2 separate regions of the Mus musculus genome follow, and region 2 is linked to region 1. Evidence: chromatin loops called from intact Hi-C (ENCODE). Cell type or tissue: left cerebral cortex. All regions are shown on one strand.

What was found. A loop is a pair of places that touch in the nucleus more often than their neighbours do. Peaks named below come from ENCODE experiments on the same cell type or tissue, not always from the same donor. Only the 100,000 strongest peaks of a DNase experiment are listed, where the experiment ranks them.
Region 2: it touches region 1 in a loop (10-fold over the local background); 17 of 42 quality-filtered maps call a loop at or near these places.

Annotation. Positions count from the first base shown.
Region 1 is chr8:85,599,037-85,607,036 of GRCm38, reverse strand. No RefSeq gene overlaps it. Among named protein-coding and RNA genes, the nearest start is that of Gm51583, 28 kb to the right of the region's middle. In left cerebral cortex, a CTCF peak has its summit at 3,649 (motif pointing left); a DNase peak (open chromatin) is centred at 3,633.
Region 2 is chr8:86,581,709-86,589,708 of GRCm38, reverse strand. No RefSeq gene overlaps it. Among named protein-coding and RNA genes, the nearest start is that of Abcc12, 19 kb to the right of the region's middle. In left cerebral cortex, CTCF peaks have their summits at 2,899 (motif pointing left), 3,851, 4,424 (motif pointing right) and 7,691 (motif pointing right); DNase peaks (open chromatin) are centred at 3,895, 4,428, 7,245, 7,684 and 2 more places; H3K4me3 peaks cover 598 bases; H3K27ac peaks cover 804 bases.

The sequences.
Region 1 (8,000 bases):
AAGCTGAGGAGAGGTAATTAACCATGTGGAAGACAGAACAGTTTGAATGGGTTGGATAAGTTATGAGCTAGTCAGGGAATGAGCCAAAGCTTATAGCCAAGGCGTTTATTAATAAATAATTAATCTCACAGTCATTATTGTTGGGAACTGAGGCTGGGGAAGGAAAATAGATTTTTTTTATTTTTACAAAATACAGTGTATGAAGTTCTCCAATTAATAAAAATGTGTATAGTGAACAGAGCCTAGATAACCCGAGCCTGTCAATCAAGATAGGAAATGATGCAACTCTACCCGCTTGCAGCCAACATCTCCCTGTCTTGAACCATCAAAGGAAGATGCAAACACTAACCCTAGCTCTTGAGAAAACCTTGCTCAGGCCTACTGTTCTCTGGCAGAATATCTACTTTAAACCTTGCTTTGCCTTTGAAGGAGACTGCTTGCTGCTTGGTTATTTCTATGGACTTCTCCAAATCTCTGAACAAAGTTCTGAGAACCTGGAATACCTGGTTCCGACGTCTACTGCAGGTAACAGCGCTGCACACAGCTTTCCACCCAAAGTCTGCCACACAAACATCCTAGGAAGATGGGGGTGGGCACAGGCAGTGGCCCTCTGCTTACACTTTGTATAGAGATTTGGGAGGCCCAGAAAGGCGTGCAACCCAATAGCTACTTTGGCCTGGCCACTTCAGCATATCCTAGAGAGAATGGAAGACTTCAGGGAGTGGCATGGAAGGGAGACTATCGTACTATCTGAAAGGAGCCTGTGAGGAGCTGTCAAATCGGTCCATGCCTGGGGTTTGGTCCTGTTGAGACAGTTCTGAGACACAAGCTACGACCCTACCCAAGGGCCATGTCCAGTCCTCAGCAGAGCAATCCTGGGATCCATCTCCCTCCCCCGCCTGCAGTGTGCCCCTTCATCCTCTGCCTCCCACATCTTCTCTTTCTCATTTTATTTTATTCTCTCCTCACTTATTCTCCCTCCCTCCCTTTATTCCTTTCTCTTCCTCTTTGATGGCTTTGTCTACGAGGCTGTGGACAAACTTTAAAAAACAAATTAAGTGTATTATGTACACACCTGTAATCCCAGTATTTAGGTATTTACACAGTGAAGGCGGGGGGGGGGGGTCTGCTTTGGGGGATAGCCTGGACAAAATGGCCTTAACTCATAGAGAGCCACCTGTTCTACCTCCTGAGTACTGGGACTAAAGGTTTGTGCCACCACAGCCTGGCTAAGATGTTTTAAAAAAAAAAAAAAAAATAACGACCACAAACATTTTAGACAGATGCTCCTCACAAGACAAGTTCTCTCGATAGATAGATAGATAGATAGATAGATAGATAGATAGATAGATAGATATGTATATTTCATGCTTACCATCTACAGGATCCCAAAACCAACATTCATGTGTCCTAGTGACTCCAGAAAAGGGTGGGAGAGTAGAGCCTTAGAGACCAGCTTTGCCTGCCATCCTCTGGAGAATGGGAAGAAGAAAGCACCTGGAATCAAGACTAAACAGGTCAGCCAGGACGAAGAACAAATCTGGCTCTTTTCCTAGCCTGTTCCTTTTAAGGGCTCTAGTAAGGGATAAAACCAGGAGAAAGCTTAGTTATGCCAGTCCTCGGGATGAGAGCTGGAGCAGGAAGCATTTCTACTCTCCCCCGCCCTAAGCAGACTTCCTTCTAGAAAATAATAATAAAAAAAAAAAAAGGTAGAAGCCAAGGGCAGAGTGGGGAAGACACACTTGCCATATCCCATGGCCGACCTCCCTCTGCCTTGAATCTGGACCAATTCTCATTCTCAGATGTTGTCTGAAACCTTCCACAGCTCTACCAAAGTTGAACTGGGAGACATTTTGGCCAGATGGACCAGGAAGGACCTCTGGGGCTAGCTGGGGACATCAGTGACTCTTAATTTTCACTATAATAAACTGCACAATCCCAAGGTATCTAAAATATCAAGCTTGTTACAGGACATTCAAAGAGTTGTATATTTTTATGTTACCCACAACCTGAAGGTCAGAAGGTCCCATAGAAGTAGTCATTGACAATTAATTACCATCTTGGAGTTGTTTTTACAGATAAAATATAAATGAATGTGAAATTTGTGTTTCACATCCACAGAAACTCCCTCTCACGCCCAAGCCTTTCTTTCTACACAAAGACCAGCAGCATGAGAGCTGAGCAGCACTGAAGATGCAGCCAATCAGTGCAGACAACCTGGTAGCTGAAGAGACTGCTCAGCCTTCCCACAAGCAGTCTCCTGGGTTCTGCCACAGTCAGAGCCCTGGCTCAGACAGCCCATCCACCTTCTCCAATGATGTGACCTTAACAAGGTCACCAGACTCCCTGAGTACCTGCCTCATGCTATGAGAATTAAGTAATAACCTGTATAGAGGACTTGACAGAGACCCCTGATACACAGAAGACACAAAATAATTAAAGCCATGCTTATTATCTCCTCAAAAGATGGATGAACTGGGCTGGTAGTTAGCTCTGTGGTAGACCACTAGCCTAGCAGCAGCCCAAGGTTTAATAACCAGACCACAAAGCCATACAAAACGCCCTTTATAGCCTTGGGGTCAGAGTGTGCTGGGCCTTCTCATCCCACTGAGGGACACCGTACCTGCTCCTGGTTTTCAGTTTGTTCATTCAGTAAACAAGACTGTTCCATTTGGGAAGAGGCAGTGCTAACCCCTCATTACGAAATCACTGTGGCGGCCTTGGTACCACTGAACCTTGCTTCCTATCTCCAAAACTGAGGAAAAAAAAATATTTCTGCCACTTTAGAAATGTAGAAGTCAAAATAGAAAACTGCCATTAAACTGCTTTGCAACTGTGGTGCCATGCCAAAGCAAGAAGGGCGGTGGCCATGATGGAATAGTGCCTCCCAGGACAGCAGAAACTGAGGGTCCACAGATGTGTGTTGAATTAGGAATGAATCACCTCATCTGAAGAAATGTTTAAAAAGCCTAGATTTCCTAGTGTGTTTGACAAGAGGAGAGGGAGAGGTCAGAGCCCTCCAGAGAATGTGTTCCTGTCTTCCCTGCTCTCTCCCTTTCTGCAGTCTTCCCACTCTTTGACTGAACCCCTAAATTTTTAAGAGGAGCATGGGTGTCAGTCATGCTGATTAAGCCCCCTATTGACAGAGGCCACTGAAGAGATGAAGTGGACTTCAGAGATGTGAAAATGGGGCTCAAATGTGATTGTGGTATCTCTCCACGGTCTCACAGGACACCGTGGAGTCTGTACTGCCTGCCCTACATCATTTTCTCATCCTGCTCTCTTGCCATCTACCAGGACTCTGACCTCTCCATCTGCCTCCCCGTCACAGTTAGAAATCAGTGTCCCAAACATGTGAGGGGAAGTGCCTCTGAGAGCTCCTGTCCTAGGACACACACTTCCTTTTCAGACACCTGTGTAACCTGTGACCTAGACACTGACCCCTCCTCCCTCCCGCTCCTCCCTACAGGACATCGGAACAGGGGGCCTAGCAGTAAATACTGGGAAACATTTCTGACCCCCAAAGGCAGAGTGTTTTGTGAAGATCCATCCAGTGAGTTTGTCTTCATCTCGATTCCAATGGACCACCCATCTCTCCAGAGCAAAGCTCCAGTGGTGGATCATTTCACAGGCCAGCCTGCCCTCTGCTGACCAGAGTTGGAAACTATGGTTAATTCGTCTGAGAAAGGGCTCATCTAAAACTGTTCACCCCTTGCAGCTGAGGGACACAACTCACCTCAGTCTTTTCTACCTTTGCTCTCCTTGGCTATAGGAGCACCCTTGTATAAAGTTCCCACCAAGAACACGATTTCTAGAACCTTCCCCCTCAGCTTCCATCAATCAGGGTGGTTGACAGTATAATGTAACCATGATTTGCTGAAGAGTGACACCCTGACTCAAATAGTATGTAAATGCAGAGTGTTTTATTCTGCAGAAGTCCAGCATGCTGGGGTCTCCCATTACCAAGATAGACAGACAACTGCGCTTCCAGGCCTGATTTAAAGCACATCAGAGGAATTCCAGGGTAGGTGAGCTTTATCTTACTCTATTTCTAGGCATTCCACAACCATTACCGGTGCGTGGGGGCTGGAGCCTGGGGTTTTTCCTATTAACTGACTTGCCTGGGCTTGCCTGGGCTTGCCCAGTTCTTGGAAACAGAGTTTTAGGCCTAGTTTCCTTAACTGCCAATTTGAAGCCTGTCGTGGAATCAGCCTATCTCTTCCCTTTCATTACCACCACCACCTTTCAGTTTGAGGCCATCCTTGAGATGTTTCTATGGACTGGTACTGTTGTTTGAGAATAAATCTGTTCCTTAACAAACCTAACTAAAGCATTGATTATGCAGGGACCACAAGTCAAAGCTAACATCAGTTGAATCTGTCTTGTAGTCTCCTTCTGACTAAGGCCATGGATTCTTTGACCACACCTGAGTGGTCAACATAGAAACAACATTCCTCATCTAAGGCTGCACAGAGTCCTCCCTGCTGGAGGAACAGCAAGTCTGGGCCTCTTCTGTTCTGTAGGACTACTGTTGCCAGGGAGGATAGGGAATCCTGCAGGGCCACGATGGACTTTTCCATCTCCTGTATATTTCCCCATCCATAGGGCCTTGCAGGGCTGAGGCCCCTACACTAGCAGCTCCAACTAGCCCTATGCCAAGAAGAGAACCTAGAAACACAGCAGAAGTAGTCACCCTTTTAACTCGATTGTTTGGAGGTGCTAGCTGGTTGAAGACATCCTCCCTAGAATAAGAGGTCACTCTGGCTACAAGCTGTATTAGAACATAAAAATCCTCAGACATATTTACAACCAGGTCATAAATGCATGGAGTAGGCCCCCGAGGTAGAAGCTCACCAAGCATTCTCCAGAGGCAGCCTGTGTCCTGCAGCAGTAGGGGTTACAGTGTGGTTGCAGAGGTGGGAATAGGCTGGGGCTACCTTGCTTCCAACACAGCGTCCCTGTCTGATAACCAACAGTCCAGGGTGAGAGTAGTTGAGAACCAGCAGTCCAGTCTTGACAGCCACTGTGAACTTGATGACAAGGTTGTTACTCCGCCCCCTAGGGTTACGTGGGGCTATTGGCTGGTGCAGCAAAGCATAAGCAGCAAGCAAACAGGGTCATGAGTGCCAGAGTCGATCAGGATCAGTCAGCGGATCGACACAGTGTAGGGTGACCTCCCATCATTCTTGTGGCTGTTCACCTGGCATTGCCCTTCACTGGGATCTCAACTGCTGGATCATCTCTCCCCTGGCAGGCTTAACGTGGGAGTGGTACATCACATCCTGATCACGTCCACCTTAACAGCCAGAGGCATGGTCAGGATCACAATGTGAGGTCCTTTCCAGCAATGTTCCAGAGTCTTGTGGTTATGTCTCTTAATCCAGACTCTTCACCTGGTTCTAATCAGTGGCAGTCAAGGGAGGAACAGACTCATAAACCTGGCAGATGGCAGGCCAGAGTTGCTTCCAGATCCTATGGAGGGCTTCCAAGGATGTTAAAAACTTATGTTGGTCATATTCAGCTAAGATATCAGACTGGAGTTTGGGCAGCAAGGAAGGGGGCCTTCCATAAAGGATCTCAAAAGAGGGGTGAGGGGACCTAAAGTGTAGGGGGTATTCCTAGCCCTATATAAGGAATAAGGTAGGAGAGACACCCAGTCACCACCAGTTTCAAGGGTTAATTTGTTCAGGGCTTCCTTCAGGATCCAATTCATCCTCTCTACTTACCCTGAACTCTGGGGTCTGTATACACAAGGTAATTTCCAAATGGTCCTCAGAACCTGTGCTAGAGATTGAGTTACCTGAAAGATAAATGATGATGGTTCACTGTCAAACACAAGCAGGTTTCTATTCCTGCACAAAGCATCATGACCAAGAAACAAGTTGGGGAGGAAAGGGTTTATTCAGCTTACACTTCCATACTGCTGTTCATCACCAAGGAAGTCAGGACTGGAACTCAAGCAGGTCAGGAAGCAGGAGCTGATGCAGAGGCCATGGAGGGATGTTCCTTACTGGCTTGCTTCCCCTGGCTTGCTCAGCCTGCTCTCTTATAGAACCCAAAACTACCAGCCAAGGGATGGCACCTCCCACAATGAGCTGGGTCCTCTCCCCTTGATCACTAGCTGAGAAAAATGCCTTAGATCTGGGTCTCATGGAGGCATTTCTTCAACTGAGGCTCCTTTCTCTGTGATAACTCCAACCTGTGTCAAGTTGGCACATAAAACCAGCCAGTACAGTAGGCAAACCATACCTGGGTATGATGTCTTCCAGAAGCGTCTTTGCCACTACAGTGACAGTCTCCTTTATAGGGTAGGCATCTACCCATCCTGAAAAGGTATCCATAAAAACTAGCAAATACTGTGTTCCTAGTTTTATTTCTGTATAATCTATTTCCCAATTAGCCTCTGGCCATTGACCCCTGATTCTGGTTCCTGGAGCAGTTCCTTGACTGAGGCCTGAGGAGTTCACAGCCTGGCAGGTGGCACAGACTGAGAATACCTGATCAACCATTGTCCTAAGTCAAATATTTTGTACCTTGCCCCTCACAGCAATTCCTTCAGTGTTTGGTTACCAAGTGTGAAGGTTGATGAATCTGATGGATGAGTTGCTTAGCAAACTCCTTAGGTAGGATGGTGCAGGCTTCAGAAGTCAGCAACCACCCATCTCTTCTATAAACTCCTTAGCATTTCGCCTGATGTCATCTGTCTTCAGCAGTATATACCGGGATTTTTGGGGGCACAGGGTAGGGGTGGGAGTGGGGGGCGCTGCAAAGCTACCAGGATGTTGGCAGGGGAAACTTGGGTGGCCTCTCTTGCTGCTTTATCAGCTGGCCTGTTCCCTCAGACTATTTCTGATGTCCCTTTCTGATGCCCGGGCCACCTTGAGAGGAAGACATAATGCCTCCAATAAAACAAGTATTCCTTCCTTATCTTTGATTTTTTTCTTCCTTCAACAGTCAATAATCCCCTCTCTTAGTATATGGACCCATGTATATGAGCAAAGGCATATCTGCTATAAATGTAGATATTAGCTATGCCCCTTTTGCCAGTTTTAAAACCTGGGTTAGCCTTTAGTTCAGCTTTCTAGACTTGAAGTTTCCACTGGCAAAGCAGTTGCCCAAATACCAGAGTCCAAGACCATAACAGCTGCCCCTGCATACCTGATTTCATTCTGGATGAAGCTGCTCCTGTGCATAAAGTAGATCCATTTCCCGTCTGGCCAGGGTATGTCAGTCAAGTCCAGCATGATGTTCTGGCTGTGCCCCAGAACTTGTAGAGCAATCATGCTGCACATCTGAGCACAGGTCAGGTAGCAAGGTGACTAGGTTTATGGCAGATGATGGGTTATATCTTATGCAAGAGGGATTCAAAAGTAGAGCCTGAAACTGCAACAGTCTGGCATTGGACAGCCACCAGCTGTGTGGATTCTTGAGGGTCCCCTCAATAGCATGGTGGGTGGTAACAACAAGTTCCTGCCCCATAGTTATTTTGTCAGCATCCCTGACTAGCTGGGCAGTGGCAGCTATGATCTGGAGGCAGGCTGGCCATCCTTGGGCCATCAGATCCAGCTTCTTAGATAATAAGCCACAGGTCTTTTCCATGGTCCCAAAATTTGGGTGAGCACCCCCTTTGCTATCCCCTTTCTCTGATCCACATACAGGTGGAAAGGTTTGTAAATGTCCCAGAGGGCCAAGGCCACTACCTCCAATGAGGCTCTTCCTAGAGTCTTAAAAGCCATGTCCATCTCCTGGGTCCATTCTATTTTGTCTTTTTTGGCCCTGGGAGGCCTCATATAACACTTTGGCTATCTCAGTGAACCCTGGTACCCAAAGTCTACAAAACCAGGCAGATCCTAGAAATTCCCGTACTTGTCCCAGGGTTGATGGGACTGGGATGCTAAAGATGGTTTACTTCCAAGGCATCTGACAGTATGTGTTGGCTGACCCACCTTGAATATGTACCCCAGATAGGTGACTTCAAGTTGACAAAGCTGGGCCTTCTT
Region 2 (8,000 bases), 980 kb before region 1:
TGAGCGCTCCCATCTTGAAGCCACCATAGACCCTGGCCATGTAAGGGCATTCTTAGCATGCTGAACATTATTAAAGGGCTTAAGTTTTTTTTTCTTCTAGAAATGGGTTATAATATATATTTTCATATTTTACAACTTTGATGTAGTTTTAGATTGTTCTATTTTTTAAAATGTTCATTGCCTGTTTATCTCATTTTCCTGTGACACCCTTCAGGCCTTCTCATCCCATAAGTGAGCATCCAGACAACTCTCAGATTGTTGTACAGAGACAAATTAAGGGAGGAAGGGTTTGTTTTAGATTGTAGCCTCAGAGGTGTCAGCCCACCACGATAGAGCAGAACAGCTCACACAGTAAACACAAAAGGAGAAGGCCAGCACTGTGCTGGTTTCCTCATCGCACCTTTTATTTTGTCTGGGTGCCCATCTATGGGATGGTGTTACCCACATTTACGTGGGTTCAGTTAACCCCCTCTGAAGAAGAACCCCTCTATTGCACAGCTGTGTTTTGATGTTCTCCTCAATAAATTTAAATCCAGGCAAGTTGACACTGGAGAATAATCAATACACATGTGAAATGCATCTAAGAAGGCCCACCTCATGAGGAGAAGGATGAGATAGATAGATAGATAGATAGATAGATAGATAGATAGATAGGTAGATAGATAGATAGATAGATAAGAGAGTGAGCGAGCGAGAGAGACAGAGAGACAGAGACAGAGAAAGGGTGCCCTAAGGCTCCACTCTATAAACATGAGGCTCCACTTTTTTTTTTTTGCTATCTACATTATCAGTGTTCTGGATTCTATGTTTATTTTTTTTAAATATTGTTTATATTTATTTAGTTTTATTTTCTGTATGTGAGTGTTTAGCTTGCCAGTATGTCTATGAAGCATATGTGTGGCTGATGTTCACTAAGTCCAGTTGAATCCCCTGGTACTGGAGTAACAGAGGGTTGTGAGCCACCATGTGGATGCTGTGAATTGAACTAAGGTACTCATTGTGAGTAGCCACTGTACTTAATTGCTAAGTGATCTCTCTAGCCCCAAGCATTCTGGGTCTTTGGAGATCCATAATAGGTTAACAAAGTGTTCTGGGGTCACAGGTTCCCGCAATGTGTATTTTAAGTGAGTATGGGGTGAAAGTATACTCACTGTGCAATGTCCCTCTGACCACATAGCCAACAGCGTGGCCATGTGTCGGTTTGGCTGTGGTTGGTTAAATACCCAGTGGCTGAGAGCCAGCAGGTCCACAGGGCCTGGGCAGAAGTTGATTTTCTTTTTTTAAGAACAAGATGTATGTCTTTGCGGCTCCTTTACACATGGAAGATACAAGCTGTTCATTCAGGTGGTCCCAGCAGGAGGTTGCCGCATCCCTGGAATATCAGCTGACACCCAGAGGTGACACACTTCATCCTCAGTGGCACCATTGATGGTTCACATGTGATTTATTCATCCATTGCTAAGAAGTGGTGGGCCTTGGTGACTGCTGACCTAGGTTGTAAGAAGGCTGCTTATAGGGCTGGAGAGATGGTTCAGGAGGTTAAGAGCACTGACTGCTCTTCCAGAGGTCCTGAGTTCAATCCCCAGGAGCCACATGGTGGCTCACAACCACCTGTAATGGGATCTGATGATCTCTTCTGGTGAGTCTGAAGAGAGCAATAGTGTACTCATATAAAACAAACAAACAAACAAACAAACGAATGGCTGCTTATAGCGTTGGATACCTCTGGAAGCAGAGCCCCAGCCCTCTTCTCCTCTGTGTGATTGACAATGGCCATTGTGTGTGAAAGGTAGGAGGATACGGACTTTCCTGGTGAGGACTCAGAAAATGGAGAATCACTGGCTTCTTGCCCAACAGGCAAACCCTCCTTGGGGTATTAATTGGGACCCCTCTGGCTGTTGGATCCCAATTAATAACTGCATGGGATCTGCAGCACAGGCCTGGAGTACCCGTAGGTCACACAGGTTATTCCTTACCACCCAGTCAGGCAAGGTTAGAAAAGAGCCAGATGTGGAGGACGGTAGGCAGTTCTCTTGGATGCTGGGCTACTCAGGCTGATCTGTCCCACCTCACTGAGGTACCCTTGAAGACTGGGCAAGGTCATGTTATACAAGAACACTCTGCAAGCTACAATGTGCCCCCCACCAAAAAAAAAAAAAAAGCAAGGCATAGTTTGGTTAAAACAATGACAACGATGATGATGACGACGATGACAACGACAACAACAACAACAAACCCAGTCCATTAAAGTGGTCAGTACTCCAGCAAGCAATGCACTGGGCTCCATATTCTTTAGTGTGTCTCCATGTGACTCATTCTCTTCTCACTAGTCAGACACTGGGACATAATTAGGAAGTAAACAGGGATGTGTTTAGAGTAGGAGCAAGCAGGAGGAGTCTAGGCAGGCCAACCAGTGAAGCAGCTGAAGTCCAGCATCTTCACCATAGCATCTGCTTCCTTGGAACTCAATGCAGGGACTGCAGTTTTTCCACTGCAGATGGCAGTGGCTGCTGATGCTGCTGCCCTGCTGTTGCTGCTGCTTCTGCTGCTGCTGTTGCTGATGCCCTGTTGTTGTTGTTGTTGCTGTTGCTGTTGCTGTTGCTGTTGCTGTTGCTGCTGCTGTTGCTGCTGCTTCTGCTGCTGCTGTAGCTGTTGCTGCCTCTGCTGCTGCTGCTGCTGCTGCTGCTAGTGCAGTTCACTGTAAAGGAAGCAAAGGTGTGGATATGGGAAGACTGGAGCATTAAAACTGGTCTGATTTTGAGTGGTGGCTCAGTTGTTAACAGCACTGGCTGCTTTTTCAGAGAACCCGGGTTTAATTTCCAGCATTCACACGGCGGCTCATGTTACTCCAGTTTTAAGTGATCTGATGCCCTCTTCTGGCCTCTGCAGGCACCGGGCATGCATGTGATAAACAGATATACATGCAGGTGAAACATTCATACACCTAAAATAAAAACAAATACATCTGAGAGAGAGAGAAAGAGAAAGGGAGGGTGGCGTTCTGCTCCCCACAGTACACTGAGAGTAAGGGACATTCCTAGAGACAAAACGTTAATTGACCCCCAACCTTCATCTTCCCTTATTCTTCCTATTTAACTGGACACTGGGATAGCTACTGTCTAAAATATGTTCTTTATAAAAGTCTTCCCAGTAGCTATGGCTCATGGAATGGAATGGGGAAGTCCAGTAAAAGTTCTGGGTTGGAGCCAGTACAGAAAGAATGTTGATCTTGTAGACACCGTCTTACCTCTGGCTTTACTTCTGGCCACTTTCCACTTTCTGGCGGCACCAAATGACCACAAGCTCCAGGACCATGGCCTACCAAGTTCAGAAATTCTCAGTCAAGGTTTCAAAGTAGGGTATTTTCTCATTGGGTTAGCTCAGTCATATGCTCATCTCTGAACCAAGCATGTTAAGCTATTAGAAGTTGGATTTGCCAGGCCCAGTCACTCCTGTGTGGGAGGACAGGATCAGCTCCAAGTCACATGGACTGAATGGAGGGGTTCCCTCTCTAGAATCGCGAGGCTTTTGCTATGAGCAGGCTATGGATGCCGGCAGGCCCCTCAAGGGTGTTGGCAGATATTGAAATAGAAAAAGAAATGATTTTCAACTTCTAGGCAGAAGATCTCTAGGGGAAAAAATGTGTCAACGCATTTTTATTTGTTTTCAAATTGTGATCACCAAGTTCCTCAAAATTCCACAAGAAAAATGAATCCAGTAAGCTAATAGTCTCGCATAGTTTTTCACAGTAGGATAGAGCTGCCTTTAAATGATACCCTGCCTGGGGGTTTTGATCTCTGGAGACACGAAGTAAGCAGTAAACAAGTCAGCAGGCAGTTCCAGAGCAGTGCCAGGAGGTGTCGACAAAGAGCTGAGCTGAGCTTCCATAGAGCTCGCTTGCCCAGCGGACTTGCTGCAGATTCCCTAGAGCGGCAGCAAACAAACATTTACTTAGATAAGAAGGATGGGGTCGGAAGAACGTTCAGTGCAGAAGGAACAGTTTTGCCTGAGGGCGATGCGATCTCAGAACCGAAGAACACGGTCTACACCGAAGGCGGGGAAATGTTCTCATCTTCTTCCGCCCGGAGGCGTCTCCAGTGACACCTGTTTCTTTTTGTGGGGTATTTTTTGACTGTAAATCCTCATTCTCTCTCTCTCAATAGCTATTTTCCCTGTTACTTTTTTTTTTTTCTTCAATCTTTTATCCCCTTTCGTTACTTTCGGAGTCCCAAAGAGCAATCGAAGGGCCCTTCTAAGTGCCATCCTATCCGGCTTCTTCCAAGTCCAGAGTTGTTAATAGAAAATATCTGTCCCTCCCAGACCTATTTTGTGGCAATGGCCTTTGTACCAGAACGCCCTCCCCAAACAGCCATCATCCTTCAGGAGGGTCCTCATGTTTTACTCAAGCTGGCCAGCAGATGGCAGGTTCTTCCTAGTAATGCAGGAAGGCTCCGTAGACTCAAAACTGCAGTGATCTACACGGAATCCGGACAGAAAAACGCAGATCCCTGAGTCAGAGGATGGGAAAGAGGCTACTGCCACCGATCCACAGGACTCCACCTACCTCCCCAGCCCCGATCTCTTCCATCAATCTCTATTTCTGGGATTATTTTCAAAGTCAGCAGCAGCTAAATCACTCAGAGCAAATTTATTAAAGCCACTCTGCAGTGGCTGGTTTCAAACTCACTATGTGGTCCAAGCTGGCCTTGAACTTGTAGCTCCAGTTCTAACCTTTCATGTGGCTGGGTATATGTATGGGCCACTATGACTAACAGACAGTTCTCAGAACAAAAGCAGTTTCCACCTATGTGATACTCTGGTGCCAACTCTTCAGACTGTCAAATTCTTACATAGGGCTGGTGGCAAGAGCCTTTACTCACAGCACTTAGGAGGCAAAGGCAGGCAGATCTCTGAGTTTGAGGCTAGCCTGGTCTACAGAGTTCTAGGTCAGCGGGGGCTTGCCAGAAACAAAACAAAACAAAACAAAACTGACGTCCTAACACATTTTATACACATCCCCTTGTCTCATCTAGATAATTTGTGTTAGAAGCAACCTTACAGATTACCAGTCTGAGAGCTGACCTGTCTGTCGTCCATGTGCCTGTGGGCTAGAACAGAAAAAAATGTCATTATTTTTACTAATGGAAATTTAGCATTTTCCCTTTATCATAATGGAGGTAATCAAATACATCATATCCACGACCTTCACGAGGATGGCGGCATCAATGGGCGTTCTCAAATCTCATTTGGTTGCCCCAGTTTTCACAAACCTCACGTGTATTGATGCTTTGGACTCTTGGTGGTCATTAGACCTCCTTCTAGATTATGTTACTTAGAGCGTCAACACAGTAGATTATGTTTCATAATATCCTGCCTTGTTTTTAACATAGCACTCTTTTAGTTTAATTGGTTATCTGTAATTCTACATATCGTGTCTTGGACATTAAAAAAAAGGTTTTGAAAATACACTGGAGAATCAAAGAGGCCCACGGCATGGGAACAGATTAATAACAACATTTATCTGATATAAATAAATAACATTTATTCTGATAGAGGGATCCTCACTCTGGCAGGAGGGGTGTCTGGCTCAGAACCCCATCACTGGCTTTGAACAGACTTGTCTGCACTTTGATCTAAGACAGAAGAAGAAAGGACCAGAGGGACAGGCAAACATCCAATATGGGGGATGTAGCTCTAAGGACCCATGTCCTGCTCCAAGCTTCTTATTCTGTGTCAGCCACCCCTTGTGTCTGTAGCTGGGGGTTGGGCTGGGTGAGGTGAGGTGAGTGTCAGTCAGGGTTCCCTTCTCCAAGGCTAAATAAATAAATAAATAAATAAAGCCAGCCCCCAACTCTGCTCCATGGAGTACATTTTCCAGGGGGCTGCTTAGCCTGCTACTGGGAATTTGCAGACACTGGTCCAGGACCTGGCCTTTTTATGGATAGCGTATCTAGCAGTTGACAAATCTTTTACTTCAGCCATCTTTGGGTTTAGTATTTTTTTAATATTTATTTATTTATTTATTTATTTATTTATTATATGTAAGTACACTGTAGCTGTCTTCAGACACTCCAGAAGAGGGCGTCAGATCTCATTACAGATGGTTGTGAGCCACCATGTGGTTGCTGGGACTTGAACTCAGGACCTTAGCAAGAGCAGTCGATGCTCTTAACCGCTGAGCCATCTCACCAGCCCTGGGTTTAGTATCTTTAGATTAGCAGTATACATTTAGAATTTTTAAAAAAAAATGCTGTGTGTTTTGCACATGGTACCTTATTTATTTATTTATTTATTTATTTATTTATTTATTTATTAGATTTATTTATTACTATACATAAGTACACTGTAGCTGTCTTCAGACACACCAGAAGAGGGCATCAGATCTCATTACAGGTGGTTGTGAGCCACCATGTGGTTGCTGGGATTTGAACTCAGGACCTTAGGAAGAGCAGTCAGTGCTCTTACCCGCTGAGCCATCTCACTAGCCCCTACATTTAGAATTTTTAAAAGAATGAGAAAATATAGCAAAGTTTCCTTCCGTCCTTCCTTCCTTCCTTCCTTCCTTCCTTCCTTCCTTCCTTCCTTCCTTCCTTCCTTCTACTCTTGCTTTCTTCTTTTTTCCCTGCCTCCCTTCCTCCCTCCTTTCCTCTTTCCCTCCCTCCCTCCCTCCCTCCCTCCCTGCTTTCCTCCCTCCCTGTCTCCATGTCTTCCTGCCTCTCAGCCTTCCTGCCTTCCTGTCTCCTACCCTCCCTCCCTCCCTCCCTCCCTCCCTCCCTCCCTCCCTCCCTCCCTCCCTCCCTCCCTCCCTCCCTCCCTCCCTCCCTCCCTGTCTCCCTGTCTCCCTGTCTCCCTGTCTCCCTGTCTCCCTGTTTCCCTTCCTCCCTGCCTCCCTCCCTCCCTCCCTTCCTCCCTGCCTCTCTCCCTCCCTCTCCTTCTTTCTTCTTTCATCTTGCTTTGTATCCCAGGTTAGCCTCAAACTAATAATCTTCCTGCCTGGTTCAGTCCTTCTTGCTGATATAGGAGTGTGCCACCATGCCAGGCTATAGCAAGGATGCCTGACTGTTCTTCTCATTCTGCAGTGCGTGCTCATCTCTCACTCTCCCAGGCGTGCTCATTTATCTGAGCCTCTGCTCCCTGATCTTGGATGCGCTCAGATACTGAGTGAGGTGGGAGCTCATCTCTTCTGCTCCTTTATTCAGAGATCCACGCCCCCTCTGTATCATTCTGCTCCAGAATCTGACCTCAAGATCCAATTGATGTAGCACCAAAATACTGTCTTAGTAGAAATCCATCTGTGCTTGGCCTCGAATGAAGATGGAGGCAAATTGGGCATCCTCCTTTGGTAAGCTTGCCATATCTGGGTCTGTTTGGAAGACTTTGAAAAGGAGTCTGGCTGGGCTTAGGAGGCATCCTGAGGCTGTTGTGAAGATCAAGAAAAGGGTTTTATAAATGTCAAGCGATATTATTAGCAGCGATTTGCATTCATAGAGAAGGGAGGGAGGCACAAGAAGCGAGGTACTCCCAGCACCTGTAAAGAGAACCTTCCCACATCCAGCATGATTCTCTTGAAGTATCCATTTTACTGCCCAGTTGTCCGGTGGCCACATTTCTGGGTCCCTTCAGGGCATGGAGGGAAACATCAGGTTTATTGCTGGCAGAGAGATGCAACCAAATTTCTGTAGGAAATGTAGAAGCAGGAAACATCCAGCAGAGGGAGGAATTGGCAGGGATAAGCAAAGCAGAGACCTGACAGGTCTTAAATAGAGTGGGCCTCTGTGGTCTCTGGGGAATATGTTCCAAGACGCCCCAGTGGAAGCCCAGGGCAGCACTGGACGCTGAGCCCTCTATTATCTGATGCTTCTACCATCACATGAAAAAAAAATTAGATGCAGGAGTTAGGCACAGTAAGAGAATAACCACAATAAATAATAAGATGGAACAATTCATACATCGTAATAAAATTGCCAGCATCACAGCTCTTGCACTTTGGGTCATGATTA